2 separate regions of the Homo sapiens genome follow, and region 1 is linked to region 2. A link is a contact called in ENCODE Hi-C or POLR2A ChIA-PET data. All regions are on one chromosome and are shown on one strand. The core of a region is the stretch at or near the end of the contact, and the rest is flanking DNA. Distances in the headings are between cores, read along the strand shown.

Region 1 (4,856 bases), core at 1-2,500, 140 kb before region 2:
TCCAAATCTCACTCAACATAATAAGTGCAGAACAACATGCCAAAGCACTGTATGAAGCACTAGGGACAAAGACAAGGTCAAAATCCTTGTAACCAAATTTAATGGTATTGTAATGCAGTGTTAACACAGGACAGTAACAGAACACCCAAGAACCAAACAGAAGAGGGTAGGGATAAGCATAAATGAAGTAACATGAAATAAACTTCCAAATGGAAAACTTGTCCATACCCCCAGGGCAAGTCAACTACAGTCTCCCAAAGGACATAAATTCCACTTAGGGCACACTAGACAGAAAACAATATTGTGTCTTTTTTTTGTTTTTTGTTTTCAAATAGGGTCTCCCTGTGTTGGCCATCCACTCCTGCCTCGACCTCCCAGAGTGCTGGGATTGCAGGCGTGAGCTACCCACGCCAGGTGGGTACTTGTAGCCACACCAAGATCAATGCCTTCTCTTCCTCAACAGCGGTCGCGCCCCCCACTTCCCATTTCAAACCTCAGCATGAGGGCTTCTACCCAAATCTCCCTACGACAGGTACTTCTTCAACTCTTCCACCACCTCTTGAGGCTCAGGGAATTTGAGTTTGCGTGGGGGCCCCTTCTTAATCCCAGTCCAGAGCTCCGCACCTGAAAGGCCAGAATGAAGCGAAGTTACAATACTTCGGAACCCACGAGCACGTCTCTGAAGTCATGAGACTGCCGTGGTTTCTAAGAATAGCGCTTCCTGTCTTCGGAACCCACGTCCCTTTCACCCACGTCCCTCTCCCCCACATCCAGGTCCCCACTTACTGCTGCCGTCCGGGCGCAGCAGCGTCACCTCGAAGCTGCCCCTCCGGGGCTTCGTCGGGTTCACCTTTACTGGAAGCTCTGGGGCCTCCAGGCGCAGCGCCTGGCTCAGGGCCGCGGCGTTGCGCCCATAGACGCGTCAGCTAGTGCTAGGGAGAGACGGAGAGGTTAGAAACCGGGGCCCCTGGCCCCCCCCGGCGCCACTGTTCCCTCTCTCCCGTTACTCTCCAGGCCCCTCACCAATGCTCGATAACAACGGTCGCCTCCTCCATTCCCTCCCCGCCGTTCGCCAGCTTCTCTCGCTTCTCGGCTACGGCGACCACCGCGGCCTCAGCCTTACGCTTCCTCCCGCGGGGAGCCATGGCGCCTAGAGCCCGGCCGAGAATGCAGCGGGACTGGTGGGTGGGGGGCGGAGACGCGACCACTGAGCGGAAACTGGGCAACGAAGAGCGCAGCCCGGAAGCTCTGCTCCTACAGCGGAAACCTCTCTCAAAGGAAGGGAAAGCTTGGCCCGCAGCACCCACGTGGCCTGGAGGCGGACCTTGGGGCACAACCACTTTGCAAGCAGGGAGCGGGAAGGTGCGGGAAGCGCCTGACGGAACCACCCATCGCTTCGGGTGGAGGGGACAGGGGACGCTGGGATGGTGAACACAGCAGGAAGGGGCGGAGACTAGGTCCGACTGCTAGCCTCGCTTCGCGCAATCTTTTCTGTACCTTTGCATGGCGCTAAATGTTGTGTGCCACCATCTGCCGCCAAACTCTCCTCCCTGGCAACCGCAGGCCAATCCCAGAGTAAACCCACCACCTAACAACATGTGGCCGCTATTCTAGATTTATGGAAACTAGACTTCTCCAACTCTTGCCAGTCCTGGGGATCAATGCCCGGCATTTGGTGAAACCAAATAGGATGGCCTTTGCCCTTAAGATGGGCAATTCCTCTGCAGTTGTCAGGCTTTTCTAATACAGAAACACACAAACGCGCAATCAAAAGGAAATCCCAATCTTTTTATTACGGAAAGCCATCAACTGGGTGTGGGGAGTATGTCAGAGGGTTAGTGAAAGTCCAGGGGATTTCTCCTCCAAGTCCTACCACACAAAGGAAAGTCTCAAGCCTCTATTCACCCCTTCTCAATCCCCACAAAATAGGGGGTTGTTCAATATTGTCTTCAATGATAAAAACTTTGTGGTTAAAGGTTTCTCCTTAGGACTAGCGACAAAGTTAGGCTTATACTTTTAATGAAGACCATAAACGAAGCCAGAAGGGCTTAAGGAAGCAAGAGTCCTTGGGGGAAAATTCTTAGCGTTCTATACCCCAGCATCTTACCTTAGGGTTAAATCTAGGTCTAACCAAGCTGTGCAGGTCAACTAAGAAGGAATGATGAAACCACAGAGTTTCATGGAGAAACCATGGAGATGTCTGAATAGCTGATAAGCAGTTAACACACTGACCCAAGCTTGGAGGGAAACCATTTCCCCCTCCGTCCTATGAGATCTCTTTCTTGCTCCAGTGAAACAGTTGGCCACAGCATGGCAGGCCTTCCTGTAGGGTGCCTGACAATTCCCTAGATGCCTCTTTAAAATCAGAAGCTGCATGCTGCCCCACCCAGTCACAGCCAAAGGGAAAACATAAATAAAAGGCTGCAGCCTCAGGCTTGTGGTTATGGAAAGAGCCTGGAATTGACAGGAGAGGAAGCACTGCCAAAGTGAGGATCTTATTTATCCTTCTTGTTTTCCCCATCTGACACTGTGGTGGGGGTTGAAGCCACAGGCTGCTCCTCAGGGATATTGTCTCCAGCCTTTGATAGTTTCTTGGCCCGCTGGTATAGCTCATTTAAGTTAAATTCTCGGATCACATTCTCCTGCACAAAAGAGATGCACACGTCAGGATCTGGGTTGGAAGGGAGAGTAAAGAGCCTGGGAAGTAAGAGGTATTTTACACAAAGTCTGGGAAAGGAAGGAGTAAGCAAAGGACAAAAATCTTCCCTAACCTTCCTCTTTTTTAGGTACCCAGAAAAGTCAACTAATAGTTAAATACCCATTATGTGCCAATCACCGTGCCAAGAATTATACCTAAATTATTTAATGTAATCTGCAAAACAACCCTGTAAGCCAGGGGTTATTACCTCCAATTAACTGACAGGGAACCTAACACCTACAGACAATAGGTGCAGTGGCCTTCGAGACAGAATCTTTTTTTTTTTTTCCTGATGGAGTCTCTTGTTGCCCAGGCTGGACCGCAATGGTGCAATCTCAGCTCACTGCAACCTCCACCTCCCGGGTTCAAGCGATTCTCCTGCCTCAGCCTCCCAAATAGCTGGCATTATAGGCATGCGCCACCACACTCGGCTATTTTTGTATTTTTAGTAGACACGGGGTTTCTCCATGTTGGTCAGGCTGGTCTCAAACTCCTGACCTCAGGTGATCTGCCAGCCTCGGCCTCCCAAAGTGCTGGGATTACAGGCGTGAGCCACCGTGCCTGGCCTGAGACCAAATCTTAACTAATGATTGTTACCCAGTACTAGCAGGTCTGCACATAATATATATTTGCTAAATGAATTAAAACATGAGGTCTAGTAACTAGTCCACACCCTCAAAGCTAATGGGCAAGTGGCAGAGCTGTGAATCAAACCCGGGTAGGGCTTGAAAGCCCACCTACTGTTCTGCACCCTTCATGCACCTGCCCTTCCTTTCAGGTACCTCAGAGAAGGTCCATGAGACAGCCCGTCCTTTCTTGTCAATCTGTGGCCGCCGCATTGCCTCCTTGCCACCTTGGAACAGGATCAGGGTAGGGAGTTGCTTGGTGAGGGGTGATGTGCTCACTTTGTACCTGCAGGGCCCAGAAAGTTCTCTAAATGTCCCTGTATGTATCACTCAAAGTGATTTCCCTGCTCAGACCCTCTGCCCAGGTCTTTACATACCGCGTACTAACATCAGTATAGCGTCCAACATCCACCTTCCCAAAATTTAGCCCTGTACAGTTGTATCTGAAAAGAATATATTATTTAATATGCTGAAAAAAAATAATGGATCAAGGAAAGTGGAAGTATAGATATTTAAGAGGGGAGAGGGAGATGCCTTTGGTTACCATGTGTGAAAATCAAGGCCAAAAGAAAAAGAAAAGCCAAAAACAGTGAGAGGGAAGGCACAGCATCTCCATTTCCACCATCCCTCCCTTTGCACTACTCACTTAAGGGAGAGGTCAGCATAGATAGGGGCAAATGATTGGCAGTCATTAGACCAATTGGCAAAGAACTCCACAATCCAAGTGACCCTCTTGTCCCGTTCTAGTTCCTCCTGCCAAATACAGGGAAGAAAAGTCAGCTGGATCCACATAGCCTCCTGGGAAGGTTCAGACTTTAGCATCTAATTCCTCATCCTGGTGTTCCCTCTCCCCCGGCTCTCATAATGAACCACAGTGCCCGTGACATCCATTTTGAAGCACTGTTGTTCCTCCTAGTGAATGGAGAGCACAACTACAAAATCACCCACAAGGGACCCAAGAAACAGAAAGGGGAAAGAGCACTCACATCAATGGTTTTATCATTGAAGTACTTGATATACTCAGGGCCCATATATAGGGGGGGTTTGCACGTCATCAGGAACACTAAATACAGAAAGAAGATGTCGAAGGAAACATAAAAAGCCTTACACAGGGAATTTACTTCCAAACCAACCCAAGGATTTCAGCCCCCAAATAATACACACTTGTGGATATATGTAGACCACCAACACATTCCCTACCTCTACAATAACAGTCTCTGTAAACTGTTATCATCTGAGCTACATATATAATTCATTAGGTATGAGATATGGAAGAAGGGTATGGAGAAACATGTTTGGGATTGCAACTGTTGGGACTGTGGTTTCCACAATCAAGTCTATCAACACAGTCTTACAAAAAAAAAAAAAGAAAGAAAGGCAGTCTCCTCACCTATGCAGAGTGTGATGTAAAGTAGGCCCATGCGAATATCCAAGCGGAAGAAAAGAATTGTGTTGGCCACTTTACTAAACATGAAAATGTTGCCTATATGTTGCTCCACAGTGACTGAAACACAGAGATGTCACAGGTCAGG
Region 2 (4,507 bases), core at 146-2,645:
GACACATATTAACTAGTCCAGGGTCTCACAGAAATGGGAGAAACAGCTAGGGGTCAAAACAAGGTCTCTGATTCCAAACTCCCTGCTCATAACTACATCATCTGCTGAGTATGTGATACCAACTTGCGCGTGCACACACACACACACGCACATACACACACCCCTACCTACCTTTCTCCTGGGATCCTGCACTTCTTAGCCTTATTTCTAGTCCATGACCTCCCAGACCACTGGGACCTCTCACTGCTATTGACCCCCACCCAGACCCACGTATGTTTGCTACCATTCTTCCCTGTCTTCACAGGCCCTAGCCTGGGACCACCGTCTGTGTCACAGCAGCCAAACCTCTCCTCCCCACAGCTCTTTTCTACAACAAACTCTTGCTTTGATATCACAAAATGCTTCCCATCTCCTTGCCCTATGTGATCCTCCTGCCAAGCCTGCTTGGTGGACAGGGTGGGATCTGTTTATTCAACATTTTATAAATCAGGAGGAGTAGGCTGAGAAAAGTGACGTCCTCAGGACCACGCTGCGCAGCTCCTACATGGCCCGCCAAGATTAGAACTTGCATCTGTCTGAGTCCTGAGCTCTTTCCACCATCTACGAGTGCGTGTGCAAGGATCACACTCAATGATCCCAAGAGGAGCTCTCCTCATTCCCCGGAGCCTGAAGGGTTAATCCTCAGCCACCGCCCGCACCCCGCACCATCCCGCCTCCCGTCTCCACCCCCGTCCCCCATCCCACAAGGGACCACATACCCCAGCCAGCAGCAGCAGCAGGAGGGTCAGCAGGGTCAGCCTGGAGGCCATCTGGGCGGCGACGTCAGCGGACCTGCGGAGCCAGCCAGCCTCGGAGCCAGCTCCCACCCTGGGAGCCCAGGGGCCCCCACCCCGCCCGGGGCCCGCCCCCATTCCGTCTCAGGCCCCAGTCCCTCTTAGCGAATTCCCTCCTCCTCCCTCCTGGGGCCACCTTCTCCCTGGCTCCTCCCTCTGTTTTGTTTTCCCCAAACCGCTTCCCTTTCCCGGCACCGGCTGGCCCTTCCTCTCCCCGTGGGCCCGGGTCTCTGTCCATCTGTTCAGTCGGAGGGGAGGTGGTGGGAGGGGGAGGGGGTCCTGCTTTAACCAAACAATGAGGCCAGAGGCGTGGGGGAGGGGAGGTCCTGGGGGGCTGAGCACAACAGGCCTGAGGCGGGAGGGGCTGGGGTAGGAGGAGGCAGAAGTCCCAGGTGGAAGCAAGCCTATAGAGACCCCCGAGATCAAGGCGGGCAGGAAGGCGGGGGTGAGGAGACCCCCTCCCTAGACCTCTTCACTCCATGCTTTCCACCCTACTCCCCACCCCTGCCCAGCACCAAACCTACTCCAAACTTCTGGTCACCAGGCAGCTCCAGTGCAGACTGAGTAGAGAGTCCCCCAGGGTCAGGGAGGGTGGGGTGCGGGGGGGGCAGTCTTAGCTATTGGCTGGCCCGGGACACTGCCCAGTTACAAATTAAGGAAGATTGATCGCTGGTGTGAGTTCCTGTAAATCAGGATGGGACGGAATGGGACTGACCGCTTGGTCTTCTTTGTGGGCCAGGCCAGGAATTTAGCCCAAATCCCCTGGTAGGTGGGGTGAACGGGGAAGCTTGGGTGCAGTTCTCAGCTTTACACAACCAAAGCTTCCCCCGCGTCTTCATGAGTAACAATAAAAACAGCATGTACACAAAATGTGCTCCGCAGTTTTTAAAGGAATGAACTTTTTGGAAATTGCTCACCTCCGTTATTCCTCAAAGTAACCCTTTGTGCCCCATTGTACCCATTTGATAGTTAAGATACTGAGCCTTAGAGCAGTGAAATGTCGGGCCCTGATCACCCTCATTTGGAGAAGTATTCTGAAGCCTAATCCCTGCTCCCATCTCCCCTGTGCCCTGTAGGTGTTCTGCCATTTTTGCTCGTAGAGACCCATAATCAGTAGTTCTTTGTATAACAGACAACGGATGTGAGGCACCCAGCTCAACAAGCATTCAACCTAATTAAAAAAAAAAAAAAAAAAAAAGCTAGCCGGGCACGGTGGCTCACGCCTGTAATCCCAGCACTTTGGGAGGCCGAGGTGGGTGGATCACTTGAGGTCAGGAGTTTGAGACCACTCTGGCCAATATGGGGAAACCCCGTTTCCGCTAAAAGTACAAAAATTAGCTGGGCAGTGCAGGCGCGCACATGTAGTCCCAGCTACTAGGGAGGCTGAGGCACAATCACTTGAATCTGGGAGGCAGAGGTTGCAGTGAGCTGAAATTGCACCACTGCACTCCAGCCTGGGTGACAGAGCAAGACTGTCTCAAAAAACAAATAACTAACTAAATAAATATTTAAAAACTTGAAAGCTGGGGTGTATGTGTTTGCGACTAGGGCTCCACAATAGACCTGGCTGGCTGTGTGAGCCAGCAAGTTGCTTTCCCCCTTGACGTCTGGCTGTCCTCGAAATCTGGCTGTCCTCGACATCTAGCTGTCCTCTCAGCATTGCCAGATAAAACACACGAAGTAGGCAGGCCTGGGGGTTCATACCTGTAATCCCAGCCTTTTAGGAGACTGAGGCAGGAGGATCCCTTGAGCCCAGGAGTTCAAGGCTGCAGTTAGCATTGATCATGCCACTGCACTCCAGCCTGGGCAACAGAGTAAGACACTTGCTGTCTCTAAAAAAAAAAAAAAAAACTTACATTGGGATATACTTATGGTAAAAATGCTTACATTGGAATATACTTATGGTAAAATAAATTTTGTTGTCATTGTTGTGTATCTGAAATTCAAATATAATTGGCATTTTGTATTTTTGCTAAATCTGATAACTCTGCCTCATCTGCAAAACAAACAGGTTGTCTCTGATGACCTAATATAGCTATCATGTTCTATCGTCATCTCACTGCAGGCCTATCCTCTGGCTGTGTTTGGAGCATTCAGGAAAGTTTGCTGCTAGCACCAGAACTGCTACTCTAAGGGACTGACCAAGGACAGAAACAGGAGAATATTTGTGTGTCTCCTCGGGGGTCCTTGGACAAGACCCAGAAAGAGTCTTCCCCAGCTTTGTGCTTTATTCTCTGAAGCCACTTGGGAACCTCCTAAACCATGGGAAAGTTATATAACATCAGAGCCATCGTTTGAACAGCTGCACACAAAACAACGTTTCTCCATCCCCAGTGCTCAAGCTGGTGGGCTCAAAGGGACTATGAGCTTGTGGATTCTGGGAAATGGGTCAGCCAAAGGAAAAGAAGGTGGTGGAAAGCAACCTAATTCACTGAGTGCTCACCATGCATTTACATTCATCCTCTCACTAATTCTCATCACCTATGAAGTAGGTGCTATATTAATCCCATCTTAAACAAGTTAAAATGAGGCTCAGAGAAATTAATTGATCTACCTAATATCACAAAGCCAGTAAGTGACAGAGCCAGGATGTGGACCAGGTCTGTTTGACCCAACAGTTCTTTATTAACCCTTACAAATTATTGACACACACCAGGGGCTAACCTGAAGCAGACAGCAAAGGGAATATTCTGGGTACAGCTGCAAGAGTACGATGCTTTGTGGGCCAAAGTTCCAGGGTGAAAAAGCCCCAGTGGAGAGGTTTTCCCAGCTTGTGGGTCTACCTCCTTCAGCCATCTATAATAGCTCTCTGGCCAAAGCCATTCCTGCACTCTGCACATTTAAATGATGTCTGCTTTGTGAAGTCTCCCCTGCCTGCTGAAGCTGGAGCTGAAACTGACTTAATCAGGATGTTTGCGGAATTTCTCCCTAGTGTGGATGTTGAGATATTCAATCAGTGTAAGGTTGTGAATTCAGTTCTCTTCCCACTGGGAGCAGGTCTAGGATTTCTCTGTAACAAGGACCTTTCCTTCTGGTGACTGAGGAGAGTTGAACCCACAGAATCCCTCTTCCCTCATGTTGTAGGTGCACATGGCTTCTCTCGCCTGTGAATTTCCTGATGTTGAATGAGGTACAAGTTCTCACTAAAGCTCTTCCTGTACTCAGAGCATTTTTATCAGGTTTTTTCCTAGTTGAGTCCTCTAATACTGAAGGTACAAGTTGCTGTAGCTGAACTCTCTCACATTATAGAGTGTGAAAAACTAAACACCTTTAGTTTTCCTTCTTAAGAGAAATTTTTCGGCTGGGCATGGTGGCTCATGCCTGTAATCCAGCACTTTGGGAGGCTGAGGTGGGCAGATCACTTGAGGTCAGGAGTTCGAGGTCAACCTGGCCAACATAGCAAAACCCCATCTCTACTAAAAATACAAAAATTAGCCAGGCATGCTGGTGCACGACTGTAGTACCAGCTACTTGGGAGGCTGAGGTGGGGGGATTGCTTGAACCCAGGAGGTGGAGGTTGCAGTGGGCCGAGATTGCGCCACTGCACTCCAGCCTGGGCAACAGAGTGAGACTGTCTCAAAAAAAAAGAAAAGAAAAGAAAAAAAGAAAAATTATCCAAAACTTGGAAACAGGGCAAAAGAATTCTGAGAAATCAGGGTCACTCCGTTCTTGGG

The links. A loop is a pair of places that touch in the nucleus more often than their neighbours do. ChIA-PET counts read pairs that join two places held with the same protein, here RNA polymerase II (POLR2A). Pooled maps may share reads with other maps.
Region 1: a loop to region 2 is called in a pooled map, with 6 times the contacts of the local background. The contact joins the promoter of SELENOH here to the promoter of SERPING1 in region 2. A Hi-C loop is called at or near these places in 4 of 50 pooled maps. POLR2A ChIA-PET finds 5 or more read pairs at or near these places in 4 of 52 experiments (Caco-2, H1, HepG2 and 1 more).

Annotation. Positions count from the first base shown.
Region 1 is chr11:57,737,885-57,742,740 of GRCh38, reverse strand. SELENOH (selenoprotein H) reads right to left here and starts at 1,250. Exons shown (of 4, transcript NM_170746.4): 1 at 1,024-1,250; 2 at 787-932; 3 at 494-624. The coding sequence starts at 1,145. The coding sequence ends at 524. It overlaps TMX2 (thioredoxin related transmembrane protein 2), which reads right to left. Exons shown (of 8, transcript NM_015959.4): 3 at 4,715-4,828; 4 at 4,311-4,387; 5 at 3,971-4,077; 6 at 3,702-3,767; 7 at 3,481-3,610; 8 at 1,768-2,642. The coding sequence ends at 2,496. All of the region lies in intron 2 of TMX2-CTNND1 (TMX2-CTNND1 readthrough (NMD candidate)), which reads right to left. RefSeq lists enhancers at 739-908, 1,059-1,108, 1,429-1,548.
Region 2 is chr11:57,594,573-57,599,079 of GRCh38, reverse strand. SERPING1 (serpin family G member 1) reads right to left here and starts at 1,395. Exons shown (of 8, transcript NM_000062.3): 1 at 1,358-1,395; 2 at 759-831. The coding sequence starts at 809.